Regions from separate parts of the Mus musculus genome. Here region 2 is linked to region 1. A link is a loop called in an ENCODE intact Hi-C map of the cell type or tissue named here. Cell type or tissue: heart. All regions are shown on one strand. Each heading gives the region's core, and the rest is flanking DNA. Links, peaks and the distances in the headings are about the cores only. Region 1 holds the start of Top1mt (DNA topoisomerase 1, mitochondrial). Region 2 has its middle 8.4 kb from the start of Gpihbp1.

Region 1 (9,244 bases), core at 774-8,773:
TTTGGAAACACAAATTCCCACATAGAAAAGTACAGGCACGAAATAGAAGTTTACACATCACAGTGTGGGAAATGTGGACCACTGGAGGCTAACCCTCCATGCTCAGTGACTTAGTGCACAGGAGCCTAGACAGAACACCAGGTGGATACCAAGGCTACTCCTGAGAGATGTCTCTCAACCAAATGTCTGAAGAGTTCCAGGACAGGAATTTCAGAACAAGCGTGTGCGGGTAAAGGGTTTGCCAGATGACAGCCTGGATCTGATCGTGGAACCCACGTAAAATACAATGGAAAAAAGAAAACTGACTCTGCAAAGATGTCCTCTGACTTCCACAGTGCACCATGGCACATGCGCCAGAGGTCACATCATGGGTACGTATGGGCCCAGCATGTGTGTACACAATAGCAAGGCAAAGGCAAATAAATCTATCTGAGTTCGAGACCAACCTGGTCTACACAATGAGTTCCAGGACAGCCAGGGCTATGTAGGCAGACCCTGTCTCAAAAAATAAAAACTAAAAATATTTTAAAAGGAAAGGAAGGGAGGGAGGGAGACAGTGGTCTAGGTCTGGTAGCCCATACCTTTAATCCCAGCACTTGGAGACAGAGGCAGGTACATATCTATGAGTTCAAGGTCAGTGTGGTCTGCATCAAGAGTTTCAGGCCAGCCAGGACTATGGAGCGAGACCCTGTCTCAAAACACCAAAAACAACCAACAAACAGGACCAGGACACACACGCATACACTGTATCTCCTCTACCACCTCTTGCCAGGAGTGTACAGAGGAGAGCCTGGGAGACCAAAGCAGCTCACCCAAACCTGGGCAAGTCTGGACACAATTCGTGTCCCTGAAGCACAAATCTGTGTCTCTCCTTCCTTGTAGCAGCCTGCCAATGGTCATCTACACACACACACACACACACACACACACACACACACACAGAGTTTCTGGGGCACTCCAGTGTTGACCCCTGCTATCCGCCAGTCCGTCAGGAACTTCTGAACCCCAGGCAGGGAAGAGGACTTTGCACCCCATGCTGGGAAGGTCAGCAAGCCTTCTCAGCATACAAACCATGTACTGAACGAAATCAGCCCAAAGCACTAGGCAGCCCAATCACGGGAGTACACACCCCCTGGTCCTCACCATCGTAGAGGAAGTGCACTCCGTCAGGAAGGGGCTCGTAGGCTGGGGTGAAGTACGGGCCCTTGTGCTCCAGCTGCCTCCACTTCACACTGCTCTTGCTCGTTTCTTCCCACCTGAAAAGACAGGAGAGCACCTACGTGGAGCACGGCACTCACATCAGGCCTCTGGCCTATTACCTAGGAGGAAGATAATGCCTGAAAGGGGGCGGGGCTCAAAAAGCTGTCAGGCTGCCATTCTCCAGTGCGCATCTGCCAGGGTACAAACTCGGGGGCCCCAGCTGAGTAGAAGCGGGGGTGGGGTGGGGGGACAGTGCCCTTTTCTGAGGCTCAAGGGATCTCTAGCTTCATCCCTCTGAAATCTCTTCCCAGGCGTAGCCATCACACCTGGTAACTAAGAGTGGCTGGTATAGGTAGCCCCGCCTGTGAGGAACAAGGAGATGGAAGACATGACTCTAACAATGCACAGGGAAGCAGAGAGGTAAGGAAAGCAAGGGCAGGGACAGAGGCAGGACACCTCAGGGACTTTTGAAGAAGGGACGGCCATTGGGTGTGACCTAACTCTGCCGGCACCAACACAGCATACCCTGGCTGGCTCTCTGCAAGGTCCGCGCAGTTTGTCTCCCGATCCTCCCAACACAGGGCATCCTCTCCCAGGCTAGGCCCACTCTGGAGCCAGTAGGGCACAGCCCAGCATGAGGCCACAACCTAACTACATGAACTCTCCTGGCCTGTTCATCTGAGTCTGTCCTAGGCCAGCACTGCACCAGGGCCTGGGACGCAGACACCAAGGTAATCGGGATACTGAGATCCTGGGAGAGGGCTGGACAGGGCATGGGTGGTTTCTTAGCAGTAAGGACTCGGCTATCAGAACGGACACATGAGCAATCCCAGGGGCGCATCAGGCAGGAAGGGAGGAGGAAGACTCAGACATGAGCCTTCCTACAACCTGGGTGAGGGTTTTCCAGGCACATGCTGGGCTTCCAGGCAGCCATCCTGGTGGGCCTTGTTGGCTCAACTCTGTATCCTGTGAGAGGCAAGAGGCCTACTGGTTTGAGGAAAGAAAGGATCAGGAAAATAAAGAGCATGTTACTTTTGTTTGTTGTGTAGCCCAAACTGACCTCAAACTTGACGCACTCTTGCCTCAGCCTCCAAAGTGCTGGGATTATAAGTATAAACTATCATGTCTGGTTTGACTTTTTTTTTTTTTTAATTTTCGAGACAGGGTTTCTCTGTGTAGCCCTGGCTGTCCTGGAACTCACTCTGTAGACCAGGCTGGCCTTGAACTCAGAAATCTGCCTGCCTCTGCCTCCCAGTGCTGGGATTAAAGGCGTGCAGCACCGCTGCCCCGAGACAAATAGTTTTTTAAAGGGCCTTTCTCGCTCTTCCTGCAAAGAAGGGACCAGGTGTGGTGGAGCTACAATGCCTGAAAGTGAGCATAGGTGGGGAGGTCAGGGGACAAGGGACCATGTCCTGAGCCAGTAAACAATTCCAGGTGTGCCCTCAGAAAGTAAGGAGCGGGCCGGGCTTCATAAACAGAGCAGCTCTTGCAAAGTAGCCAGAACTTGGATGCCTGAGGGGTGTGAGGGGTGAGAGGTGTCCCATGAACCATGCAGGAGGGAAAAAGAGAAAAGTGGTGGCCAAAGGTTCCCAGAGATAGGGGTTTAAATCCCATTCCGCTTCTCATGTGGGTCTAGGTGGGGAACAGTTCGGTGGCTGCATGCAGAAGTGCTTCGTGACACGACTCAGGCAGCTTTCCTCCAACATTCAGCCCAATTCGATGTCATAAAATGTGGACAAGCACCTCAGAACCTACACTGAGCGGCAAGCTCATTACCCAAACTGCTAGGCGAAGTCTACGGCCATCCCCATTTCACAGACAAGGACACTGAGATTGGGGCTATAAACAACTACTGTGGCGTGGCGTGGCGTGGGTGACATTCCTTTGTCCCACTGGAGAAGAGTATCAAGGAAGTTACCCCGATGTCCTGCTGTGAAGCCCTGTGTCTTCTCCTAGAGGCCACAACTCAGCCCCATTTGGAGAGTCAGGACAGCCCTGTCTTTCCCCTGGAATTTCTAGAGCCTAAGAGCTTAGCTGCCCCAGTCCGGGGCTGAGCTATCAAAAGCAGGTCAGCAGGTCAGCTGTAATGGCTGGCCCTGGAAGGGCTGTCTTCGCTGTGAACCCACCCACCACTCGGGCGATTAGACCAGGACATCCCCGCTCCCCAAGTGCTGTGAGCAACAATCCCACAACCCAGAGCTGGGCGCTTCCGGGAACCTCAGTACACGAGGGAAAGGTTGAAAAATCAGAATCTCACATATAATCTCAGCCTGGACAGCCATCCCAACCCCTAGGAAGTCCCTCGGGGCAGGCTGGTGACGTAAGGTAGGTATTGAAAGCTAAGGCCACGTGACAAAGAGTGTAAGAATCGTGGAGTGGGCCTGAGACCAATCAGGGAATCTGGGAACCACACTCCAAAGGGACCTCCTCCAAACCAAACGCGGCAGCCTGGAGGCCCAGACCCAATTACATGGGTGACCGATTTTTCCCAATGTGTCCGGTGTGGCCCGGCACAGGAGCAGGATTAGGCAAGTCACTGAGCCCTGTCTCGCCTGAGCTCCGTCCCACCCGCCTTACCCGGCTCTGTTCGCCTTCGCGACCCGGGACACCTGACAGGAAGGGACGCGGCAGGGGACATGCTGGAAACGCCGGCACAGGGCTCTGAGCCACAGCAGCAGCATGCGTGTGCGTGCATGCGTGGGCTCTGCCCGCTTTCCGAGGCCACGCCCTTCTGACAGAGCTCCGCCCCCACACGTCCAGGAGTCCCGCCCTGCCCGCCCACCTTGGGAAGGCGTCCCCAGCCAGGGCCGAGCATTGCCCCTCTCCCAGCGCTTCTACCTGCCATGGCAACCTGAGGAAGTCATGAGTAGACACACTTGGTCAGAGGGCCCTATCTACCCATCTAAGTGGCAAAACACCGAGTACCCACACCTCCAGGAGGACGCAGTTGCAGACACCAGCTGCCCTGCTCAAAGCAACTTCCTCTAGGCGACTGACCAACAGCACTGGAAGTCCTGCAAAAACTGCTGTTGCCTAGGCTCGCCGCCAAGAGACCAGGGCCATAAGCCATAGGCTCCCCCCTTCAACACATTCAGATCTGAAGACATGTGTACCAAGATCTCAAGACATTTGTACCAAGCAACAAAAATCTCCTAATCCGCGGACAGCTGCTCCCCGAGCCAGCAGCAGGCAGCCTTGGTATTTCCACTGAAACAGCACACAGGCCTGCAAGAAAGTGGTGAACAGGAAAGGTAAAAAATGAGACGGAGACCAGCAAGAAAGAGCTAGCCTATCCTGTAGGTCCCGCCCACGGTTACCAACTCACTGGATTCCTACTGACATCTAGCGGCCCGAGGCAGGAACAGAGCCGGGGAGAGGCTAGTGGGCCCCCTGCTGGACACGGCCAGTACTACAAAAAGTTTGCTGAGTATGATCAACAGACCAGCAAGACTTTGGGCATTCCAGGTCTGTAGCTGGCTGTCCAGGACCCTTGTACCCTTGAAGACCAGCTGGAGTTGTGACAGTTGGGGAGCATGGCCTCACAGCGTTCATATCCTCATAGCAGGTAAAAGGAGCCCTGTTTGCAACTGAGACCAGGCTTGAGGAAGAATTTCAGGTAGATGATGATGAATGCTGGAGCTGACAGTCAGACCTCCTGAGCCCAAAGTCCGTCATAAGGCTGTTCTGTGACAGCAGTGTCCACTCACACGTCGTAGCCGCCAACAGAGAGCTGGAGGGTGGGGAGGGCTTCATTGTGTAGAAGCCACAATTCAGGATAAGCAGGGGCATTTGACTTCAATACAAACTCAATGCAACCATCTCATTACGAGTAACATACAAGCGTTTTCACGTCGCTTTCCTCAACTTGATGGGCTACAATGGCCTGTGTCTGCCTGTGGGAGTCCACCATCTGCTCTTTACTAGACAAGTTTAATTTCTCTGAATCTCAGCCTCCTCCAGCACCTCCTCCAGAAAGTCTGATAAGAGCGAGGCAGACACATACACACTCAGAGACTTCAACCGCCTCTCTCCCTGGCGCCCCTGAAACCCACAGCTCAAAACTCCACTGCAGCAGCTGGAGAGATGGCACAGCCAATGAGTGCTTGCTGCACCAGCATAAGGGTCTGAGTTTGAGCCCTAGCACCTATGTTGAAAAGCAAGGTGGCACACTCTTGTAACCTCAGCTCTGGGGAGGCAGAGACAGGCAGAGACAGGCTGGCTTGATGGCCAGCCAGCCTAGCCAATTAGTGAGTTCCAGTAGGTTGACTGACACCTGAGGTTGTCCTCTGGTCTTCATTTGCGCGCGCGCGCGCGCACACACACACACACACACACACACACACATTGTGTGCATGTGAACGCACACCCATTGAAGCTCCACTTCAAGCGAGGCTCCTCTGAATTTCAGCTCGCACCTCCCCAACCATCCACAGCACAGAAAACTGCCCCACCATGGCCCTGAGGTTTGCCAACGGCTCTCACTGTTTCCTTATTATCCGGCCCTCCCCATGCAGATTTTTTTTTTCTCTGCTTCCTCTCAAAGTTCCCCAGATCGCCTGGCTTGTATTCCGGCCAATCTCTTTGAGACTCGTCCCCTGTAGCTCCCAGCTTATTGTAATCTCTTTGAGACTCTTTGCTGCACTGCCTCCCTGGTTCTGCATGCTGCACCAGCCTTGGCAGTACCTAACAAGATCACTCTCACAGCACATATGTCTCTGGGCAGGCTCTATGTCCAGGTCCAGTCCCACACACACACACCGGGGGCCTCCCCTCATCCCACACACACCGCTTTCCCCCCTCCTGTGGTCTTCTCCCGACCTACCACTGCCTTCCCTTTCTTCTCTCTCAAAGGGCCCAAAGTCTCCAGTTTAGACTTACCACACCCTGACTCCAGTCTCCCGACTCTGTGTTCCCACCTAACCTGCCATTTTCTTCTCTCTTGGCCTTTTCAGGTCACACACATCAGCCACCTCAGTGTGTAACATGTACAAGAAGACATCAATTAGCCGCACATGGCACACAGGGTCATGGACAGCTGAAGTTTTCTAGCATACGCCAAGGAGTATCAGTGACGGGACCCTCCTCCTCCTTCCCCCTAACCCCAACACCTGACCAAGTACAAACAGCACACTGTTCTCAGAGGTGGTTGGACCATCCCATTGCCCAAGTGCCAAAGCATGCGCTTTCCAAGTTTCTAAGAGTCATTTACAAAAGGGGCCAACAAGATGGCTCAGTGGATAAATCCTGATAACATGAGTTTCATCCCAGAACCCGAGTAAAGGTTGCAGAGAATCAATTCTGCAAAATTGACCTCTGACCTCCATAAGCATACCATGACGCACACGCATACATAATAGATGACAATATAATTTTAAAAAGCTATTTACACGGTGTGATTCTATTTCTACTGTAAAAATGTATCAAGTACTTCTACACTTGATCTTAGACAATCAATACATCAGCCACTTCTAAATATCTAGGACTAGATATTTCTTACAGAATCACACAGCATTGGTAAATAAACTTGTAAGGAATGGTTATAATCTGAGGATCCATTGGAGTTACCGCCGCTTAGGACTGTGCTCCTGCCACCGAGTAGTCTCTGATGAACTGCCTCCATGTGCAGCAATGGACCTGTCTCTTTCTTACACGTCAGCCATTCCCATTTTAACACACTGAGCCAGGTTGTTCTGGAACATCGTGCTAAAGAGAACTGAATTTGCTATCCTGCCCCTTCACAGATGCAACTCTGTCATGGCCTGGGACAACACAAGGCTCAAGGTGGATGGTACCTGTGGCGTCTGCAGGCAGGCGCCAGCCACTGAGCCCAGCACACACGTGGCACCCTCTAGTCACTGGCCAGGCCATCCTTGAGACCCACCTTTACAAGCAGAGCTGCAAGCTTTACAGAAGGAGGGACTCTGGATGCAAGAATCCAAGGAGACGAGCCTGAGTGCAGATCTCCCCAGCAGAAGCAAGCCCAACCCATGGAGAACTGTCTGGCCCTGCCAGATCCTTTCAAACACACACACACACACACACACACACAAACACGCTGTCACTGTGAGGTGTCACTCACACCCACATAGAGCAGAACCTCTGGGAGCCCCAGGCTGCACTCCCACACCGCTGGCTGGCACTTCGGCAGAGAGTTTGTCTCCGTTTTAAATTAAAACACAGATACGTCTTGCATTAATTTGAGTAGTAAAGTTTAGCACCCACTCAGGGCTTTCATAAAATATACAAGAGCACACGACACGGTTTTAGAACACAAGAGAGGAGGGAGTTCACACTTGAAGTGTCTGAGAAGATCAGTCACCAGAGAGATGGCAAAGCTCCACTCATGCCTCTTTTCCACATAGAGCCCAATGACTGGCACGGCTTCTAGAAAAATCCGAATCTCTTTAGCTCCACCCGACTTCTGAGTAGTAGCTATGCACAGAAAGCTTTGTCTTAGAGGCTTAGGTCACTCTGGGAGCAGCCTGTTTTTCCTCAGCGGGCTGACTGACCCACCGTGTCACACTATCCAGGCTGGAGACACAGAAGGGGGGGGGGGCGGTGTGCCTTGCTTTGAGGCAGGTTTGCAGAGGAACAATTGCTGTTTGTCACTGTGCATGAGAACTCATCTCATGAGAAGGTCATTTCTCAATTCCTGTGGGACCGAGGCTTTAGCTCGGAGGTCCATCAGCCTTCATGAAGACCTCAGAAGAGGCCAAAGAGGAAGCTTGCTCCACAGCTGCTGGGATTCCCTGCAAGACGTCTGAGAGCAGAGCCCCTGACCGGTCATGTTCAGAGCAGAGAGTAAGAACCGCCCACTGCACCAGAAGAGACTAGGGATCAGGGTTTTTGGATCATGCCTTCAAATTTGCTTTCCAAGATTCTGGGAGACCATAAAATAGATGTTAAAGGCTGGAGCAGCAGAGAGCTGAAAGAGCTCCAGCGGGAGGTGAGGGTACGTTGCAGAAGGTTCCCTCTCAGAAGAGAGAATTCTAAACGAGTCTCACGCAGCACAGGTGGGCCACAGACTCTCTAGGTAGCTGGAGATGACCCTGAATTCCTGATCTCCCCACTTCCACCTCCCAACCCCTGAGATTCCAGGGGTGAGTCCTCCAGGCAGTTTAGAAACAGAAACCCCCCAGTCAAGGCTTGGAGGGGCCGCCACTGACCTGGCTGGGCGCTCGGGACCCGTGTGCAAAGATGGGCCACCCAACTCAAACCTCAGACTCACTAAGGAGACTAAGAACCCTGCTGCCGTCAGTGCTCCTGTTGGGTGGGTGAGAGCCTACAGTGTTGAAGGTGGGCTCCCGGGGTAGGAAAGTCCTTCTCCCTGTCCCAGAGAGCCCAGCAGCCCTCCCCATCAGGGAAGGCCAGCTTTATACCAAACTTCTACCTCTGTGTCCCTGTCACCAGCACAGTGACCATAAATTTTGTCTGAGAGTCGATAGAAGAGAATAAAAGCCTCAGGCTCAAGCAGAATTTCCAGCCTTGCCTTTTTGTCCTCTGCCACGGGCTCAGTCCAGACTCAGTCCTTGTAGCGTTTGTGACCCAGTGGCCACTCTCACTGGGCAGACTTATTTCCCAGCCTTCCTTCAGACCCAGCTGTGGGGTATGGGCACCGCTGGAATCTGACCACCCCAAAGTGTTCTGAGCTGACAGGACCTTCACCCAATCAGCTGTCGGTTGTGCGGAGGCTGACAAAGGAGGGCCTCTCACAGGAGCGAGGCCTTGTAAAGCACTTTCTTTCAGGGACTCAGAGTGTGTGTGCGTGCATGCATGCACACACGCGCACACACACACACACACACACACACACACACACGTCACCTCCCACGAAAAGGGGGTCTCATAGAAGCAACAGAGCAGATCTGGCCAAATGTCAGCACAGCTATGAAGCTGACCATAGAGCAGATTCCAGCCTGTCGTGCCTCTTGGCTGCTGTTTTTGATGATGGAACACATCTGACAAAGTAGAGGTACCGGTGCAATGGATTCCCCTGACTCTCAGCTCCTGCAAATCCACTGTTCTAATATAAAGATGGTCCCAA
Region 2 (9,244 bases), core at 819-8,818, 91 kb before region 1:
AAGTAGTCTTGACACTAACACAGGTTCTTTTGGCCCCATTGAAATTACTAACTATAATTCTCAGGCCACACGTTATACATCATGCAATGAATATACCTCTCTGTACATGTATGAATGTCAGTTACAAGATGGTCGGAAAGGATTCATGAGGCTGTAAAAGAGTTCAGCGGGTTCTAAAGAGGCCCAACTGAAGGCTAGTGGGGGGTGGGCAGAATTCGAGTAGAGACTAGATGCAGAGGGAAGCTCTGCAGGGACTGGATAACAGACCATGCTGGAGGCCCTGAAGTCAAGCTTTGGGGTGGTCAGAGTTGATCTCTCAGGGGAAGGCACAGCCTAATAAAAACCACTGTTTACACCGTATGGAGTAGCTCAGGACAAGGCTCAGCCTGAACTCTACATTCAGTGTCCAAGAGAAATTACCTAGACATAATGCCACCAGCTGAAGTGCCATCCTGGGCATCAAGATGCCTCCAACAAGAAGGTGCGGGATGCTGGACAGACAGGGGTGCTCTAGGAGAACCCTAGCTGGTGTTAAAGGGTCTATGCAGGCTTTCGTGTAGCTAAATCGGGGTCCGGCAGGACCCTATCCCTCATTGGCCACACACTCTGAGACCCTGTGTCTCCTTAGGCTGGGACTTGGCCAGTAGAGGAGGGTATCAAGGACTCTCCAGGGAACAGCAGGTACTCCTACTGAGCTGACACCCAGGCAGACCCAAGCCTAAAGTACTCCTGAACAGCACATGTGGGCTGTCCCTAAAGGATCTAGACTCAGAAAGCAAAGCTTAGGCTACCTTCAAGCCTTAGGAAGCTTCCAATTGTCCCAAACAATGGTACCAGATCAACATACTGAAGGAAAACACCCTTCTGCCCCCAGCCGCAGCGTGGACCATGCCCACCTTATCTCTTTGTATCTGTAAAAGAGCAGTCTCATTTTTCTACCAGAACAAGACCTATTCCCTGCACCAAGGGAGAGAGAAACTACCCAGGTCTCCACTCTCCAGCACAGTCTGAGAAAGTGGACCCCAAGGCTAAGGGTCCCTGTCCCTATCTTGGAAGCACAGATTCAGAGCAGGGCTCCTTCGCCTAAGCTCCAGGAAAGATGCTGGATCCTAAATCTTTACTGGGGAGTGGCAGGTGAGGGAGTTGCACTTGGCTGTGCTGGAAGTGCCAAGTCTATCCACTCCCCAGCGACTGCAGGTTCCTTGTACTACTCAGGCAACAGCACCAGCTCCAGCATCATGACACCCACCTCACCTGCAGCCTTTCCCCCAGGCCAAGAGAGGATCTGGTGGCTGGAATCCCCTGGAACTTGGGCTGTTGCATCAGTACCTACTCAGAGCTTGAAAAGCCTCTTGATGCTTCGTGCCACCTTAGCCTCCCAGAGATGAACAAGAACCCTGGCAATTTCCCAAGGCTAAGTTTGCCACCTAGTACAAAAGGAGCTGGTTGAAATCTAGGCTTAATCATTGAGCAGTAGTAACCATATCTAGTGACTAGCAAACTCGTGTGATCTTATTGGTGGTGACCTGTGGAGCCCCCTGCCCTGGCAAAGGGAGAGCTCTATCTGGGATCATGACCAGGTCCCTCTCTGGCCTCAGCTGGGGGTTCAGTGGGTTCCTGATTCTATTGACCCACTGAAGTATGAGAAGCCCTCACATAGGTCCTCTGGAATCTTTGGGAAGTGTGTGCCCCTCCCCCAGAATATACACAAAGAAGTATATCTATCCTTGGCAGAGCCCCCTCCAACACACACACATACACACACACAAACCCTATTCCAGATGGAGCTAACATGACCAGATGTAGAGCAGAGAAATGGGAAGATGCCAGGTTCCTGGTGTTCAGCTGATCAACATGTCGAGCCTCTCCCAAGTCTTGAGCTCCTAGATCTCCAACAGGGGCCCTGCCTACTACAAGAAACCAGGCTCCAGCTCTCCACACGCACAGCTGCCTCCCACTTGGTTAAATTCTGCAGCTGTCTTCATCTCTGTCTTTTCTCCTGCCTTGGATGACATTGCTCTTTAATTTCCCAAGCCAAATGCACAGCTAACAAATGTCAGCCTTCTTTTCTAATATGCTCTGAAAAGCAAGCAAAGCTCCAGAGGGGCCCAAGAGAAGAGGAAACTCGCAGAGCTGCTTGTCTGGGGCTTTGTATAGGTCTGTGCCTGTCACTGGACAAACGCTGGGGAGAGTTTATTAAGACTGGAAATTCTCTGAACAAGAGAAAGCTCCACACCTGTACTCCTGGCCCAACTACGTAGACGACACTCAGGAGAGAAGCCACATTATGAAGACCCCTGTTCATCTTTAACTTGCCTTGTTAACTAGTGGCCTTATCTGTCTGATACCATTAGTCTGGGCAATTGTTGCTAATGTGCACCCCTTTCAGGTATTGCTGGTTAGTCCTCTGTAGACCAGGCTGGCCTCTAACTCACAGAGATCTGCCTGCTTCTACCTCTCAAGTGCTAGGCATGTGCCCAGCCAAGAGTTTGCTAATGTCATTAAACTAAGCCTTGTCCCCATGTTTACATGACCAACTTGTGGCTTTACCATGGAGCTAACTGCATGCAGCACACCTACCACCACCAATATGTAGCTACAATCCTTTGATCACCCATAGCCAACCCCTTGTCTACAGGGTGCTCAGGGATGGTGTCCTTCCTGAAATAGGCTGCAGCATTTTAGAAGGCAACCTTACTCACAGTTTAGTGTGTTACAGTCAGCTACTTTAGAATCCAGGGGTGCATCTCAATTACTCCTCGAGGGACAGAGCTTCTGTAGAGCCAGCAACACTGGCCAGAGCTCCATGGTTCCTATTATGTCAGCTTAGTTCTCTATCTCACACTCAGCTGCCAGCTTCTCCATTCTCAACATCGCCATCTTAGCCCTAACTCTGCATCCAATCCTAACCTCTGTTTTCACTGTGACTGTCAAACGGAGGCAGTCATAGAATCATGTTCTGAAAGTCGTATCCTGAAGTCCTGATCCCCAAGCCTCAGTGAAACAGAACTTTAAAGATACGGTTTAGGTCTTAATCCAATAAGAAGAGATCAGAACAAATGGACAGACACACAAGCAGACACACATGGGAGTAGGACGTGGTGAAGACATAGGAAAAAAAATCACTTCTACATACAAGGAGAGAGGAAGCAACCTGGCTAACACCTTTATCTTAGGCTCCCAACTCCGGAATTCAGAATAAAGCACCAGTCACTTAGGCTACCCAATCCATGACACACACAACAACCCAGAAGAGTAATATGTTGTGGGTGGGTGCCCACCACAGGCTCATCACCCATGCCAGAGGAGAAGGGGCTCCATGACCCATAGTTGCAGCCTTCCTTGCTAGGAGTGTCAGCACACCTGTGCTGCAGAATTGAAAGCAGCAGCCATGGCAGAGAGCAGGGTGGCAGCGGACTCCAGCTGAGCATTCAGGCACAGCGCCTGATTCAGTGAGGATCATTCCTGGCTGCCCATCATCCTGCCTTCCCTAGAGAAGCCACAGCTGCTCGCTGGCCTTCCAGTAAATTCCATTTCTACTCTGATAAGCTGAGGACCATCCCCGCTGTGGGTAGCTAGGAGCCTGGCAGGCAGACAAGGCACCGTGATGGGGAATGGAGGGTTGCCAGGCTGGTGATTTGGACTGGCTGAGCTAACAACAGACAAAACACAGCCAGCAGAGACAGAAGAGCCTCTGACAACCCACATCTCACATGGAACTAAAGAAGAATCCTATAAAAGGTCTCTCGGGTCACCTAGCATTAAGTGCCCCGGAAGGCACCGTCTTTGGGGTTAGAGCAAGACACTAAACAGAGAGAGGATGGCCCATAACTTTCCCCAATCTACCTAAAGGATCTTGGTTTTGCTATATGGCTATGCCTGGGCACCAGAGTCCTAGCTGAGTCCTCATGCAAGGGTTTAGGTCTGTAGCAAGCCTTCCACCCTCAGGGAGTGTTAGCAAATAGGCCAAGTCCCAGCAGGCCAGCAGGTGGCAGGGCAGTTTTCTAAGTGCTCAGTCTTCCTCCTTGCCCAGGATCCTCACCAGAAGATTCTCCTCCCAGATAGAAATGGTCAGAAACATCCAGGAATACCCCTTCCCTACCACTACATGCCTCCAACTAACTTTGGACTCCAGCCAGATCATAGCATATCAACCTGGAAGTGAAGGTATGCAGGAAAGATTCTCAAGATGTAATTTTACATTAGCAAAACACCAGTGACTACATTTGGAAGTAGAAAAGGCTCCGTCTGAGGTTGAGCAGGGTGTGCTTGCTGCTTTGGAGTCTCGCAGCAGAGGTTCTGTGTTCCAAAGGGCAGCTGCAGCTGCAGCTGCTGGCTGGACAGTAAAGATCTGCTTCATTGATGGAAACCTAAATTTGACAGTGGTCACAAGCAGTTGAGAGCCTGAAAGATTCAACTGATAAGGAACTGCTGACATAGGGAACACCTGACCAAGGTCTGCAGTTAGGGGCAAGGCCCAACCACTTCCCCTCTAGCAGACCAATTCATGGATTTGGCAGGAAGGACACAAGAAAGAAACAAAACATACAAGTCTCTGGATCCTCTTGAAAGTCACCAGAAACACACACACACACACACACACACACACACACACACCTAAGTATATAAAACATGAACAGTTGCTGGGAAAAGGAGAGTCTCCAACCAGCCGAGCTGTCTGCTGGTCAGACTGAGAGCTCAAAGGATATAGCTTTGAGCCTGGAGAAATGGCTCAGCGGTTAGGAGAATTGACTGCTCTTCCAGAGGTCCTGAGTTCAATTCCCAGCATCATGGTGGTTCACAGTCCTCTGTAATGGGATCTGGTGCCCTCTTCTGGTGTGTCTGAAGACAGTTACAGTGTACTTATATATGTAAAATAAAATTTTTTTAAAGAAAGAAAGAAAGGGCTTTCATGAGTGGGTCTTAGGGAGACACACCTGCCTCTGCGTTACTTATGCTCCTGTACATAACTCCCCTAATCCCACTGACTCACTCCGGTGGAATCATTTCTGGGGTTTGTTAGCAGTGCTCTAGCTAAGATGATATTTCTTCATATCTTTCCAAGAAAAAAAAAATCACATAACAAACCTGGCTATGCATGCTGTTAGCAGCCTTGCTTGGAGCCTGTTGCCATCTGTCAAAGAAATCAAGCAGTGTGCACAAAAAGATGCCTACATCTCTTGGGGAGTTTGGGAGAGACTCCAGGTTCTCACTGCTTGGCTTTTTTTTTTTTTTTTTTTTTTTTTTTTTTTTTTTTGATTGCCCACAGTGTTCGTGTGTAGGTGAAACGGATAGGGGTGGAGGGGTGGAGGGGGGTGACAGAGTAGTGGCCTAATTCTGCTCTCTAGCTCCTTTAGCTATGTGCCATAATCTTGGGGTGAATTTCTGCTCTCTAGCTCCTTTAGCTATGTGCCATAATCTTGGGGTGAATAAATACACCCAAAATTTCCAGGATCCCTCACAAGTCCTTTGGTCCTCCAGGTTAAGGATAGAGAGGACATGACCCCAACCAGCTTGCATCCCCAAGGGCTCGACAGTCAGCACCATGGCCAGAGGCACAGGCTCTCTGGGTTACTTCCCTAAAACTCACTACATTACCTGGCAACTAAGGAACTCAAGGTGGGTGAGGTATGGTGGCGCATACCTTTAATTTAATCCCAGCACTCAGGAGGCAGAGGCAGGTGGGTCTCTATGAGTTCAAGGCCAGCCTAGTCTACATAGTGAATTCCAAGAAAGTTAGGCCTATGTAGAGACACAGCCCTCCCCCGCTTCTCAAAAAAAAAAAAAAAAAAAAAAAAAAAACAGAGTGAAGGAGGGAGGGAGGGAGGGGGAGGGAGGGAGGGAGGGGGAATTTCAACTCGAACTCAGCCCTGTTTGCTGTGATGTTACTGGGACATACAAGTAGGCATCTGGAAACAGAGCTCTCTGTATCAGGAAGTAAGTCACATCAGCCTGCTCCTGTCAGCTCTGTATCTCACTTGAGACTGAAGGTCCGTGACAGTTTCCCGTGGCCCTGCTCAACTGACCCACTTGAAGGTTCTGAAAGGTCTGTAGATGCCCAAGCAACAATGGAAACCCAGAATCTAGGAGCCACCACTGCAGGGGGCACCAGTGCTCTGACCTGTAACCTCTCCAGTGTCCAATCCTCCTCACCCTGCTTATTGTACCAGATTGCTATGGTCCTGTGCTGGCTAGTCTATGTCAGATTGACACACAGACTGGAGTTATCTGAAAGGAAAAACCTCAATTGAGAAGATGCCCCCATGAGATCAGATTATAGGCAACCCTGGAAGTCATTTTCTTAATTAGTGAGTAATGGGGGAGGGCCCAGTCCATTATGGGTATTTCCATCTTTTGGATAGTCCTGGGTTCTATTTAAAAAAAAAAAAAAGCAGGCTGAGCAAGGCAGAGGAAGCAGGCCATTAAGCAGCACCCTCCATGGCTTCTGCATCAGCTCCTGCCTCTAGGTTCCTGCCCTGCTTGAGTTCCTGTCCTGTCTTCCTTCAGTGATGAACAATGCTGTGGAAGTGTAAGCTGAATAAACCCTTTTCCTTCCCAATTTGTTTTATGGTCATGATTTCAGCCCAGCAATAGAAACCCTACCTAAGACAGGGTCTGTGGTGGTTTGAGTATGCTTGGCCTAAGGAGTGGCACTATTAAAAGGTGTGACCTTCTTGGAGTAGGTATGGCTTTGTTGAAGCACTTTGTTGACCCCTTGTGTCACAGGTGGGCTTGAGACCCTCCTCCTAGGCACATGGGAGCCAGTCTTCTCCCATTTGCCTTTGGAACAAGATGTAGAACTCTCAGCTTCTCCCAGCACCATGATGCCTGCCTGGATGCTACCATGCTTCCCACCATGATGATAATGGACTGAACCTCAGAACCTGTAAGCCAGTCCCAATTAAATGTTGTCCTTTATAAGAGTTGCTTTGGTCATGTTGTCTCCTTACAGCAATGGGAACCCTATCTAAGACAACTCAACCCTTCTATAATGTAACATTGCCCTCAAATACCACCTCTCAAGCTTATTCCCTGGGCAGCAGAGTAAAGTCAGGAAGGACAGCTCTTGCTGGAGGCACCGTCCCCAACGTGTAATTACCCCTGAAGAGCACCTGGATTGGGCATCTTGTTGAGCCTGTTCCCCAGCTGTGAAGTTGAATCAAACTGAATGTGGCTTTAAGATGTCCCCAACACTGGAGCCCTTGAGTTGCACTGACTCAGAGTCCAACTGTCTTAGTCAGGGTTTCTATTCCTGCACAAAACATCATAACCAAGAAGCAAGTTGTGGAGGAAAGGGTTTATTCAGCTTACACTTTCCACATTGCTGTTCATCACCAAAGGAAGTCAGGACTGGAACTCAAGCAGGTCAGGAAGCAGGAGCTGATGCAGAGGCCATGGAGGGATGTTACTTACTGGCTTTCTTCCCCTAGCTTGCTCAGCTTGCTTTCTTATAGAACCCAGAACTACCAGCTCAGGGATGGCCTCACCCACAATGGGCCCTCCCCCTTTTTGATCACTAATTGAAAAAATAGTTTACAGCTGGATCTCATGGAGGCATTTCCTCAAGAAAGGCTCCTTTCTCTGTGATAACTCCAGCTTGTGTCAAGTTGACACACAAAACCAGCCAGTACACCAACTGAAGCCAAACTCAAGAGCAGGCTTTTCCAAACAGGCAGGCAGCTGGGCCTTAGTGCATCATGCCAGGGACACCGCCCCAGGCCTAGTAAGTCAAGCCCAGGGCCCACTTCCATTGTAAGGGCCGTCCAGTTTTAAATCATTGTGTGTGCCTGTAGCTGCTAAATTTAACTTACCCAAGGGTTTTCCTTTTAGAGGTAGGTACATCCTGTTGAAAGGAATAATCATTCTTCAAGAACATTTCGCTTAAAAGAACATGGCTTGCAGCAGCATGCAGAGCCCACCAGGCCAGAAGCTGAGGCTGCTGCCAGACAGGGATGGGTCCTGGTCAAGATAACTTATTGTTGTGCAGAGAAAAGGCCAGCATGGTCTAGTTGGACTCCCGGGATGTGAGGAAGGATGGGAAGCTATAGTGACCACTGCTGCTCTGGGGAAGAGATGGGGCAAGAGCTGGGGCCCACCTCCTAGCCCATACCCCAAGGTCATCTTCAGACAGCCTGTCTCTTTGTTTCTCCTCCTAAGATGTTGTACTGGCTGGTTTTGTGTGTCAACAAGCTGAAGTTATCACAGAGAAAGGATCCTCCCTTGAGGAAATGCCTCCATGAGATCCAGCTGTAAGGCATTTTCTCAATTAGTGATCAAGGGTGGGAGGGCCCACTGTGGGCGAGGCCATCCCTGGGCTGGTAGTCTTGGATTCTATAAGAAAGCAAGCTGAGCAAGCCAGAGGAAGCAAGCCAGTAATTAACATCCCTCCATGGCCTCTGCATCAGCTCCTGCTTCCTGACCTGCTTGAGTTCCAGTCCTGACTTCCTTTGGTGATGAACAGCAATGTGGAAAGTGTAAGCTGAATAAACCCTTCCCTCCCCAACTTGCTTCTTGGTCCTGATGTTTCGTGCAGGAATAGAAACCCTAAGACAGTTGTACTTTAGGAATTTGGGCCTCAGTATATAGCAGGGTCTGAAAGGTAGATTTCTGGGCCCTTAGAGCCCCAGGTGAAGCTGAGACAGCTGGTGGGGGCGGGGGAGAGGGGGTTCGTGCAACACAGGGTTCTCTGTCCAAGCTGGGGACATCGGGGCCAAGTTGCATATCTCTGCCTTATTCTGGGCCCTAGTCTGGAGGTCCTGCATGATGTCCTTACAACCCACTTCAGCCCCTTGGAAGCCCAAGTCTGCAAGGTGCCGGTCACCCCTGACCCACTCTGAGCTCTCTGTGAGATGACCTTCATGATCTCAGGACTCATCCAGCTTTGCCCAAGTCTCCAGTTGAGGCTTGAGCAGGTCTTGCCTTCTCTCTCACTTCTCACAGAGGATCCCAAAGGAGAAACAGGGATAAGCCACCAAGGTGATTATTTTTCCCTAGTTCAGCAAGGTCTGCCCTCCCCAAGGTGATCAGAGTTGCCAACAGTAGGGGGCTTGGGCAGGAGGTGCTGGACCCCAATAGGAACCCCTAACTCCTTCTAGTGAGAATGTGGCCCAAAGCCTTATCTGAGATTTCATAATGACATCTATCCGGCAGGGTCCATGTGAGACATCCCGCAGCTCTGACTCCTGCCTACCGCAAGATGCAGACTCTGCCAAGAGGCCCCATGTGCCTGCCACTGGCTGCTTCA

What was found. A loop is a pair of places that touch in the nucleus more often than their neighbours do. Peaks named below come from ENCODE experiments on the same cell type or tissue, not always from the same donor. Only the 100,000 strongest peaks of a DNase experiment are listed, where the experiment ranks them.
Region 2: a loop joins it to region 1, with 6 times the contacts of the local background. A loop is called at or near these places in 9 of 42 quality-filtered maps.

Annotation. Positions count from the first base shown.
Region 1 is chr15:75,674,876-75,684,119 of GRCm38, forward strand. Top1mt (DNA topoisomerase 1, mitochondrial) reads right to left here and starts at 3,925. Exons shown (of 14, transcript NM_028404.3): 1 at 3,778-3,925; 2 at 1,144-1,256. The coding sequence starts at 3,881. In heart, for the core only: no CTCF peak of the experiment used is centred there; DNase peaks (open chromatin) are centred at 3,666, 3,866 and 4,536; H3K4me3 peaks cover 1,746 bases; H3K27ac peaks cover 1,477 bases; H3K27me3 peaks cover 540 bases.
Region 2 is chr15:75,583,619-75,592,862 of GRCm38, forward strand. No RefSeq gene overlaps it. Among named protein-coding and RNA genes, the nearest start is that of Gpihbp1, 8.4 kb to the right of the region's middle. In heart, for the core only: a CTCF peak has its summit at 3,985 (motif pointing right); DNase peaks (open chromatin) are centred at 4,009 and 8,333; H3K27ac peaks cover 166 bases; H3K27me3 peaks cover 816 bases.